Linked DNA regions of Mus musculus: region 2 is linked to region 1. The links are chromatin loops, found by intact Hi-C in ENCODE. Cell type or tissue: left cerebral cortex. All regions are shown on one strand.

What was found. Peaks named below come from ENCODE experiments on the same cell type or tissue, not always from the same donor. Only the 100,000 strongest peaks of a DNase experiment are listed, where the experiment ranks them.
Region 2: a loop joins it to region 1, with 2.7 times the contacts of the local background. A loop is called at or near these places in 4 of 42 quality-filtered maps.

What each region holds. Positions count from the first base shown.
Region 1 is chr1:170,584,029-170,589,028 of GRCm38, reverse strand. The region is part of intron 1 of Nos1ap (nitric oxide synthase 1 (neuronal) adaptor protein); the gene reads left to right. Among named protein-coding and RNA genes, the nearest start is that of Nos1ap, 3.3 kb to the left of the region's middle. In left cerebral cortex, a CTCF peak has its summit at 2,124; DNase peaks (open chromatin) are centred at 1,402, 2,067, 2,527, 4,917 and 1 more place; H3K4me3 peaks cover 3,083 bases; H3K27ac peaks cover 939 bases.
Region 2 is chr1:170,290,238-170,295,237 of GRCm38, reverse strand. No RefSeq gene overlaps it. Among named protein-coding and RNA genes, the nearest start is that of Gm7694, 14 kb to the left of the region's middle. In left cerebral cortex, a CTCF peak has its summit at 2,554; DNase peaks (open chromatin) are centred at 235 and 2,524; H3K27ac peaks cover 487 bases.

The sequences.
Region 1 (5,000 bases):
GAGCAGCGCAGCCTGCATGTCTGGCTCTTTAGAAAGCTTTAAGGAAGCGCTGGTGTTATTTACCTGCTGGCCTCCCATGAGAGAGGTGCTTTTGGAGGTGTTTTAAAAGGAGAATGCTTGTTTCCTGACCGGTTTTTAAAAAAGTTATATATATATGTGTATATTTCACACACACACACACACACACACACACACACACACACACACACACACACACACTCATTCCAAGTAGTTGAGTGTAGGTGTTAAAAGTTACTTCCCAAATGTCTGCTTTTGGACACTTTAGCATGTGTCAGTCATTGGTGTAGTAGTGGGGTGAAACCTGTTTTCTAGTTTTGTGGTGCACTGTTAAATCTCAGCAGTTGCTGATGAAGAATTTAGCCCAGACTGGAATTTGCAGGGTCAAGGCCAAAGCCACCCTTGGGGGAGGGGTGGAGTGGAAACCTCGCTGGACCAGTGGTTGTGTATAAGACAGGCAACCCGGTGACCTGACCATGAGGCACCTCTCTGTGTAAGGAGTTCTGGCTTCTAAGACTGCAGTGGAGTTTCCCGGAATGGTGCTTTTCAGTGGAAAAGGCTTCTGCTCGTGACTGATGCCCAGTCCTACCTATAACTTAAGGAAAGAAACGCGCAGGGATGCTCAGCATGCACAGTGTGCTTGTTACTGAGTGGAATTTAAGCGAGCTCTGTATAGATTGGGTTTTGAGAACAAGACTTTTGACAAAAGGCAGACTTGCTCCGTTCTCTTTTCTGCAGTGACCCGCAGGTTAGCCTGTTGTGCAAGGACTGCCGTCAGGTGTCAATTTCCTTTAGTTTGCAAAACATCATTGGAGTGTCAGATGCCCAGAGGTCATTTATCTTTACAGTTCCTCCCCTTTTCTCATGCAGATGGATGAATTGGTGACTCATATCCCCCCCAAACCCCAACTTTTCTCAGTCATATCTTCTAGAATTAGAGTTACCTCTTCACCCTATTGATGTCAAACTCTCCCTCGGAATACAGAGCTGGATTGCTGAGTAAAGGGGATCTGTCAGCCAAGATCCTATCTCACGTCTCTATCTCGGAATAGATCTGGTTGGCCTAAGATATGGGGTGTTTGGGCTCCTGTATGTCAGGGCCTATGGATTTGGTAAGCAGTTTCTTAAAAGTATAATGTTTTTTATTATGGTTAAGATTTAATTTTCTTGGTTATGCATACACTAAGAAATTGGCATTGTCTTGCTTGGTTAATCACAGTGTTCTATTAAAATATATATTTTTATTATTTTAAATTGTGTGTCCGTGTGTGTGGTTATGTGCATGTGAATGAAGGTCCCCTGGAGCCCCCTGGAGTCTCCTGGAGTCCCCTGGAGCTGGAGTAACAGATATTTCTGAGCTTCTGAACTCTTTGAAGTAGGTTCTGGGAACTGAACTCAGATCTGCTGTAAGAGCAGTGTGTGTGTTCTCAGCCACTCACTGAACCATCTCTCCAGCCTCATCAGAGCCTTTTCTTTTTAGAGAACTAGTGGGGGAAAGACTAGGACGATTTAAAGTTTTTTTTAATTTTTATTTCTTTATCTTTTATTCTTTTCTCATGGGCCTCTGCATTTGGTTCCAGATAGGTGTCAAAAATCTAATGTGTGCACATACAAATTGCAAGAAAAGTCCAATTCTTAGTATAATCCGCAGTTGGAATGCTGAGGCAGGGGGACTACCATGAGTTGGTAGCTTGCCTAGGATACATTGTCCTAGCTGAGAAAACCAACCACCCAGCCAACCAAAGAATAGTTTTAGACAAAATAGTCCAATTCCTCTATGCCCAATTGGGCTGCTGTATGTCTGGGCCTATGGATTTGGTAAGCAGTTGATATATTTATGGGACGTGTGTAGCTTTAGTGAGTATTGAGGTGGCCTAACAAAGCTGTTTGCAGTCCTTAAGAAATACTGAGCTTGAAGCTTGGCTCCAACTTCCTAGATCCCACTCTTTTTTCCCCCCTCTAGTACTAAACGTGTAGTTTCTTTTCTAAGCAAATGTCTGGGGGCTGCGTGGTGTAGTTTCTATAGTAACTCTCTAGATTCACAGACAGTGGTGGTCAGTAAGAAGAGGAGCCGTGGCTGGTCTAAGTTGTGTTCCCAACGCAGATCTGAAACACAGGGGGGCAGGCATGTGTAGTAACGTGAAGTAGAGAAGAAGAGACAAGGGTAGGTGGAGCTTCTCTAGGCCAGGCTGACGTTATGGACTGGGTTCTGAATTCTGGCTCTTGGTAGTTGATGCTGGACTCTGGCATATTCTTCAGATACCATGTCAGCCAAGACCTGCTCAGAGGCAGAAACAGAAGATCATCTCTTTGTGTGCCGTCACTCCCGACCGACCCTGGGCATGCCAGTTAGTGCCTCTGTAGCTAGCTTCCATCTCTATTGAGCAGTGTCTGTCCTGAGGCATGCATCATCATGGGCATTTCAGGGTTAAAGCACAAGGCACTTGCTCCTTGTTTTGGAAAAGCACCAACTGGAAAATGCAAATGTCTGGTTGCCTTGCTAGGCACCTTGGAGAAGGAGCCCAAGGCTTCCTTTCCCAAGGGTTGGCAGCTTTTCAGAAGCAACACTGGATGGAGAGATTCTCTGGATGTATGCCTCTAGTTTTTCAGAGTTCCACAGAAACACAAAGATTTAGGATTACCTGGGAAGACATGTCCCTGGCTGAACTTCCGTGTTCTTAAATACACATACCTTCCGGTATCGGTTGGTAGAGTGCTTGCCTACCATGCGTGAAGCTCTGGGTCACATCCTCAACACCACTGGTCTAGGTGTGGTGGTGCACACCTGCAATCCCAGTACCCCGGAAGTGGAGGGAGGAGGATGTGGGTACCCGAGACCCTAGCTTCCTGCATGCACCCCACCCCAAATGCATATCACAATGAAGCCCAAACTATATGCTTTCACCTGCAAAGCTTCACTTAAGTCTTTCTACTTTTTTTAAACCATGCATGTCTCCATATGTCTGTTTATATGAACTAGGATATAAGGCTCAGGGAGGCTGTTGCCTGCCATGGTTCTCACAGCCGAGTTGATTAAAGCTAGCCTTTGGTCTCTTCCATCCTTCAAATGCTTATATATTTGGTAATTTTTAAATGTCTTAGTTGCATGCCGCTGATTGTTGCACTCTGAAGTACTAACTCTGAAGACTTTCGTAGCGATTGTTACACTGAGTGTTGTCTGTTTCTCACAGAGTTTGTAAGCATCAGATAATGGAGACTATTTGACATCAGTTGGACTTTGGTCACTGTGACGGAATACCCAATCCATACAACTTAAAGAAGGAAAGGTTTATTTTAGCTCATGGATTCAGATGGTTCAGTCCGTGGTCCTAGTTCCTGGTTCTGATGGCAGAGGGGAACCCTAGCCTTGCAGGACCCCTCACATACTTGACATGCAGCCAGCGGGAGGGCAGCGCTCAGGTGTTTACTTGCCCCGCAGAAGCAAATGCTCCACACAGTGGAGTGATCTTTACCACCCATCGGGATGGTGGAAGCATGTGGCAGAAGTCACCCACCTCATGGCATAACGGAAGCAGAGGTAGCTGGTGGTGAGCAGACTGGGGACCAGGTACAGCTTTCAAGGCATATCCTCGTTATTTCCTTTCTCGAGCTAACACCCACTTTGTGAAGTTTCTACTACCCCCTAAAATAGCACCATGAGCTGGGGTTGAAGAGTTCGATATGCGAGCCTGTGGGGATGTTGCTGTAACCACAGGCTTTTCCACCTGAGCCAAAGTTCCTGAAATAACCACTCTGAGGTTGAATTATTTGTGAATAAAATATCCTAAGCCATAAACTTGGGTTGGTTCCCTGACTGGCTTGTGACTTAACCCATTTATTCTATTCTAATTTCTGCCATGTGGCTAGTTACCTTGCCTCAGGTTCATAAGACTGTCTATATCATCATTATGGCGAATCTCCTCCCTGCCTGATGCAGTCCCAGAATCCTCACTCCCCAGTGGACCTCCCTCCTCCTAGTTCCTACCTAAGCTAATAGGTCAACAACCTTTTATTGACAGATGAATCTTCCATACACTACACAAGAGATTTTCTCTACATATTGCATTTCCAAACCATAATGTATTGAACACTTATGGGCCCTACATTGTTCTAGCATCTGTCTCCTTTGATCAGTACCCTCCAGGGCATATGACCCCCTGGTCTGTGGCTGCCTTACCTACTCATGAAATAGTTGTTCCCTCTGTATGCCTAGCAGATACTCTCTGGACTATGGCTCAGATTGTCAAAACCGAATGGCACCTTAGCTATCTAGTGTAGACGTACTTTTTGGATGGAAACAGAGGACCCAAGGTACATAACCACATAATAACAGAACTACCGCTAATCTCTGGATACAGTTATCTGTTGCTGTCTAGTAAACAACCATAAGACTCAGGCTAGGAACAACAGCTGTGCATTTTGCTAATGATCCATGGCCTGGGAATTCAGGTAGGGCTTAGCCCAGCTGTACACAAGGTGAATAGCATGGTGGGTCTTTTGTTTGGTAGGGCACTGTTAAGGCTTGGCTCTGTGAGTTTTACAGGATCTCTTCTGCTGTCTTCTGTTGATCATAACTGACTATAGGGGTAAAGAAATATACTCCACTTCTCTTGATGTGTTTGAATATGTGAATGTGAGTGCATATGTGGAGACCATGGTTCAACCTAGAGTAGTGTGTGTGTGTGTGTGTGTGTGTGTGTGTGTGCTTGTATGTGTCTGTGAACCATATATATGTAGTGTCAGCAGAGGCCAGAAGAGGGCATTGAATCCTCTAGAGTTATAGACAGCCATTATGTGGGTGCTGGGAACTGAATCTGAGATGTCTGCCAGGGAACTTCTGCTCTTAACAGCTGAGCCACCTCTCCAGCCCACCATCTCGAATTTTGTAGTCAGCCAGTAGGCCAGGCTGACTCATGGCCAAGACTCAGCAATCCTTCTGACTCTACCTCTCACCACTGGGATTGCAAGCATGTATCACTGGG
Region 2 (5,000 bases), 290 kb after region 1:
TTCTCTCCCGTGGGAGTTGCTTAAGTTTATGTTGGTTGCATGGAGCAGAAAACATGGCCTGTGTTTTCCTTTACTATAGGAAAAGAAAAAGGCCCACAAATCAAACCCCCCAGCAAACTGCAGCATTCTTCTCCTTTTACCATTTCAATAGTCAGCTCTTCCCAATGCCATCTGCTTAGCTACCTTCTTCCTTAAAGCATCCCTCTGTTTGCCGCCTTATCTGTCCGAAGCTTGTGCCTCTTACATAATCCTAGTTGGCTCGATCTGATGTTCAGCCTACACCGTGGGCCAACGCACTGCTCCCCAGGAAGTTTGGGATTGTCCCAGCCACCGAAGGGTAGTCAAGCCTGGACTTCCGAGGCAGAGGGAAGTAAGTCCAACCAGCTTGAGACATCAGCACTGTAGATGAGTTCCCAACACCTGCAGTTGACCGGCCCAGACTTCCCATGTGCCCCTTGGTTCTTCGTAAACTGTTTAGATTAGCCTTCGTGGCATAGTTAGTCCTGTGTGTTGTCTGGGACAAAGAGCAGAGCTGGAGAATGCTTTGTAGTTGAGAAGGTTTGGCTGGGGAAGCTTCATTGTTTGGAGATACTGTGTTGGCCTGTATGGGCAGCGACTGTGTGCATTACAGCTCACGTGTAAGAGTAGTTAGAGTATGGGTTAGGGACTTTGGCCCGGCCTCTCCCATATCAGTCAGTGACTCTGGGTAGTGTATGTTGTGACCAGGACTAGGGCCTTGCTGTGAAGTGAGATGTCAGATGGTTCTCTGTACTCTAGGTCACCCTCTGCCCAGCCTCAACCTACCTACTATTCCAAGCTTTTATGCTGCTATTTCATCTCTGCCCCAGAACCCCAGAACATCAGAACACCAGGACCCCAGGACCCATGGACCCCAAATTGCCCAGAATCTCTTCCCTGCCTTTGTTTTAGTTTTGGTTTTTGGAGTTGGGGTTTGACTACATAGCCTAGGATAGGCTTGAACTTGCAACCCTCCTGTCTCAGCCTCCCAAGTGCTGGGATTACAGGTAATCGCCACCACCACTGCCTCAGCTACACTTGCGCCTTCCTCCGATTTTGTCAGGCCTTGACAATTCATCCTTCACATTTCCACCGGTGTCTTCCCCTCCCTCTGTTTCTTTCTGCTGTTCCCAGTCTATTGTGAATGTGAAGTCACAAGGTCTGGGCCAGGCTGAGCTATATGTTCCCAAATAGCACCAATCAGCTGGGGGACCAAGTATGCAAACGCTTAAACATATGGAAAATATTCACCCTCAACATATGGGGAATATTCACCCTCAAACCCCACCCTACCCCATGCTGTGTGGTCATATAGTCCCAGGTGGTTTGCAGAGCAGTACAGCCTTTTGTGTCTCTCCTCAAGTCTCTGAGAGCTTTTGGGACAGGGCTCATACCATCTTCAGTTCTTAATAATCCATTTGCCATTCTAGGCCTTCACTGGTGGTTAATTGTATCTCTGAAGCTCCTATGTAGTTAGTCCAGCAATTGTTCTGATCAGTTTGCACATGCCCTCTCACTTGAATTTTTCTGGAATGCTATAATCTTATTAAGCCCATTTTCCAGACACAGATAAGCTTTTACTGTGGTCAGAAAACCCGACGTGCATGATCTCATTAATTCTCACATCTTGAGGGGAGCTATCTTGGCAGGACTGGGGGGGCGGGAGAGGTGGAGGGCTATGAACCATACACCTGATGAAAAGAAAAGTGAGCCCCAGAAGGCCAGGGTTATCATGTGTGCACGAGTGGGGGTGGAGGATGAGGGGTGGTGGAGATGTCACTCATCTTCCCTGCCACCATCCGGTAACTCTGTGCATTTCCATCACACCAGTCTAATGAGCAATTCCAGGAACTAGTCATGGCCTAGAAATATCTTTTTGAGTTTGACCTTCTCCAAGGATAAATGGAATTTCTCCAAACACTGATTATTCTTTCAAAATGGGAATTTAGAGACCCTTTTCTCTACCCCTTGTTCTTTTTCCAGAAGAGGGAACAGCAGACTATGTTTTTTAAATGGTGCTAGGAATTTCATGGAACCCCTATGGTAACACTTCAAAGTAAGAGACCTTATCCTTGTCTCCTAGGCCCCAGATCAAAACTTTAGGGATTTTAAGGACTTTGTCGATCATCCATGTCAGCCAATAACAAAGCTGCTGTTAGGGTCTCCACAAAACATTGATTTTCCAGGGTGTTTGTAAGAATCTGCGCTGACATGTAAGCATTTCCTCTTGCAGAAGACGATGGAGCCAAGAGGCAGGAGTGCTTACAAACCCCTGGAGGGACGGCTTATGTGCTTACCTGGTTATCGACTCCGAAGTTCAAGCGTTCAACTGGGCACTGAGTTCTGTTTGGCAAATACCTGCCAAGGAAAATCGGTCAGGTTTTGCAGCTACCATGGTTACTCAAACAGTGCTTGGGAAAAAAACACACACACAAAACAAAACAAAAATCCTTGTGGTACTATTTTTCTTGATGGCTGCCTGACCCCGTGTGGATTGATTTAGGATCGCAGTTTCTCATTCCTTCCACAAAAGATTTTTCATGACAAAAATGGCATTAATAAATGCTGCCCTCTGCCTAGAGTAGCTGGTATTTACACTAACATCATTCCACCCACGGGTAGTTTGTGGAGGAAAAAAATTAAGAGAGATGACACTTCTTAACTAGACATTCCAGATGAGGAGAGAAACGGATGGGAAGAAAGACTTTGAATAAAAGTATAGTGTCTGGAATGGCCATGCAGTCCTATAGTGCCTGCATGAGGGAATCTGGAATTTGAGAGCAGCTTGAGCTGCCTAGCAAGTTCCAGGGCAACCTTAGTTACATAGTGATTGAGGGTGTCCAAATGTTTGAGTTCATGATGATGCACACAGTTAGAGGTGGGGAGAGGGGAGCAGAGACACACAGAATTTCAAAAATGTATAATTGGTAACAATTCATAGAAATTTAATATTATAAACCCAGCTTTTAAATTTCCAGGAAAAATAACCAACTGTGAAGGAGAATGCAGTTAGTGCTTTCTCAGTAAGATGCCCATGCACAAAGTTAAAGGGACTAAAGTTAGTGACTTAGCATTTTTACATTGTGAGCTTTTAATCTACCATTTGCTACTTAGTTAGTTATCACAATGCCTAAAACGTATAAAATCTAAAAGACATTATAAAGTATTTAAGACTAAAGAAGGTTTATCACTCAAAAGATCAGCTTTAATGGGGATTCTAAAAATTTTCTAGGATACAAAAATTCCCTTGCAGTAAGCATGCTAGTAAGAATACTAATGAATCAGGAGGGTACTGTATACTTGGAGGTGCATAAGAAGAAAGGATGGGTAATTGACTCCAGAATTTATTGTCATTTAAGTGATAAAGGACACAAAATGAATGGGCTGAATTTTAAATAATATCAGAAAACCACATGGGATTAGTGATGGTCACAAGGAAAATGAGGATTTCCTAAATTGTAGAAATCCATATACTTACAGTATTGTAGGAAAATAAAAACCCAGAAATATAGGCTATAATGAGTATTGGGTAAACCAAAACAGTTCAATAGAGCTTTCATATTTAAAGCAATAATTCCTTCTTCTCAGTTGATAGCAGAAGAGGAGGGAAAAGGAAAACAAAAGGACAGTAAGTGGAAAGAATAGGGTGCTGTCTGTCTGAGGCCAGCCTGGGCTCCATAGGAAGACCCTGACTCAAAATGGATATAAATGACTGACTCTGAAATGCCTAAGATAGAATTGATTAATATCAAAGAGAAAGAGAAGACACAGAGTAATGAATGAGATAAATCTGTAAAAAGAGCATTAAAATAATAAAGAGAATGGCATGTCAATGAAAATGAAATGTCAATCACTATGGAAAAAATAATGGAAAAAAATCACTGCAAAACAAAAAGACCACACTGGTAAAATAATGTGATAAATCAATTTTTATTTTTATGTTTAATTAATGATAAAACCCTTCTCTTCATGAAAGGCTCACACTTAATTTTACAAACAAATACTAACATATTAAAAGAACAGCTAGGGAAAGGTGAAAGGTTTTAATTCATTTACTTGCTGTATTATGGTTTGGGGCTGAAATATTCTATGGACTGATGTGTTTTGTTAATTTGCCTTATCTTTTAAGATAATTTTTTATGTGAATGGGTGTGTTTGCCTCCATGCATGTCTGTGTATCACATGCCTATATGGTGTTCATAAAAGTCAGAAGATATTGAATCCCTGGGAACTGGAGTTATATATAGTTCTGAGCTGTTGTATGAGTGCTGGGAATTGAACTCTGAAAGTGTAGCCAGTGACTTTAAGCACTGAGCCATCTCGAGTCCCAGACTCATGTGTTTGAACTCCTGGTCCCCAGCTGGTAGTACTATTTTGGAAAGTTGTAGGATCTAGCTGGTCTTTGAGGGTTATAGCTCAGCTTTTCATCTGTTTCCCTTTTTTCTGCTTCTGGATCTGTCAAGTGTGAAAAGCCACCATAATGCCATCCTATTGCCATGGCTTCCATGTGATGAAGCAAACTTCTGGAGTCATGAGCCGATATAGTCCCCTTTCCATTTATTTCCTTCTATCAAATAGTTTGTCCTTCCAGTAACAGAAAAAGCAACAAATACAGTTTTGTGAATTTTAGTGTAGAAATCTTATATATTAACTCATTAAATTTAATAGTTTATTGAAACACAATATATCAAGTTAACCAATGCAAGGAAGGATAGCTAGTTTGATACCTATTTCATTCATTTTAGTGACTAAACTTTATAACACAGTGAAGATATAAGGAATGTGCCAATCTTGATAAATGCAGAAAATTAGAACCATAAACTTCCATTTTTTTCATGTAAAAATCCTAAAATGGCCTTGATTAGAAATACTTACTAAAAACCTATAACAATATGCTTAAATTGAAAAAAAATAAACATTCCTATCTTATTTACTTTTCAATTGCTGTGACAAAAGCCCATGGCCAAGACAACTTATAAAAG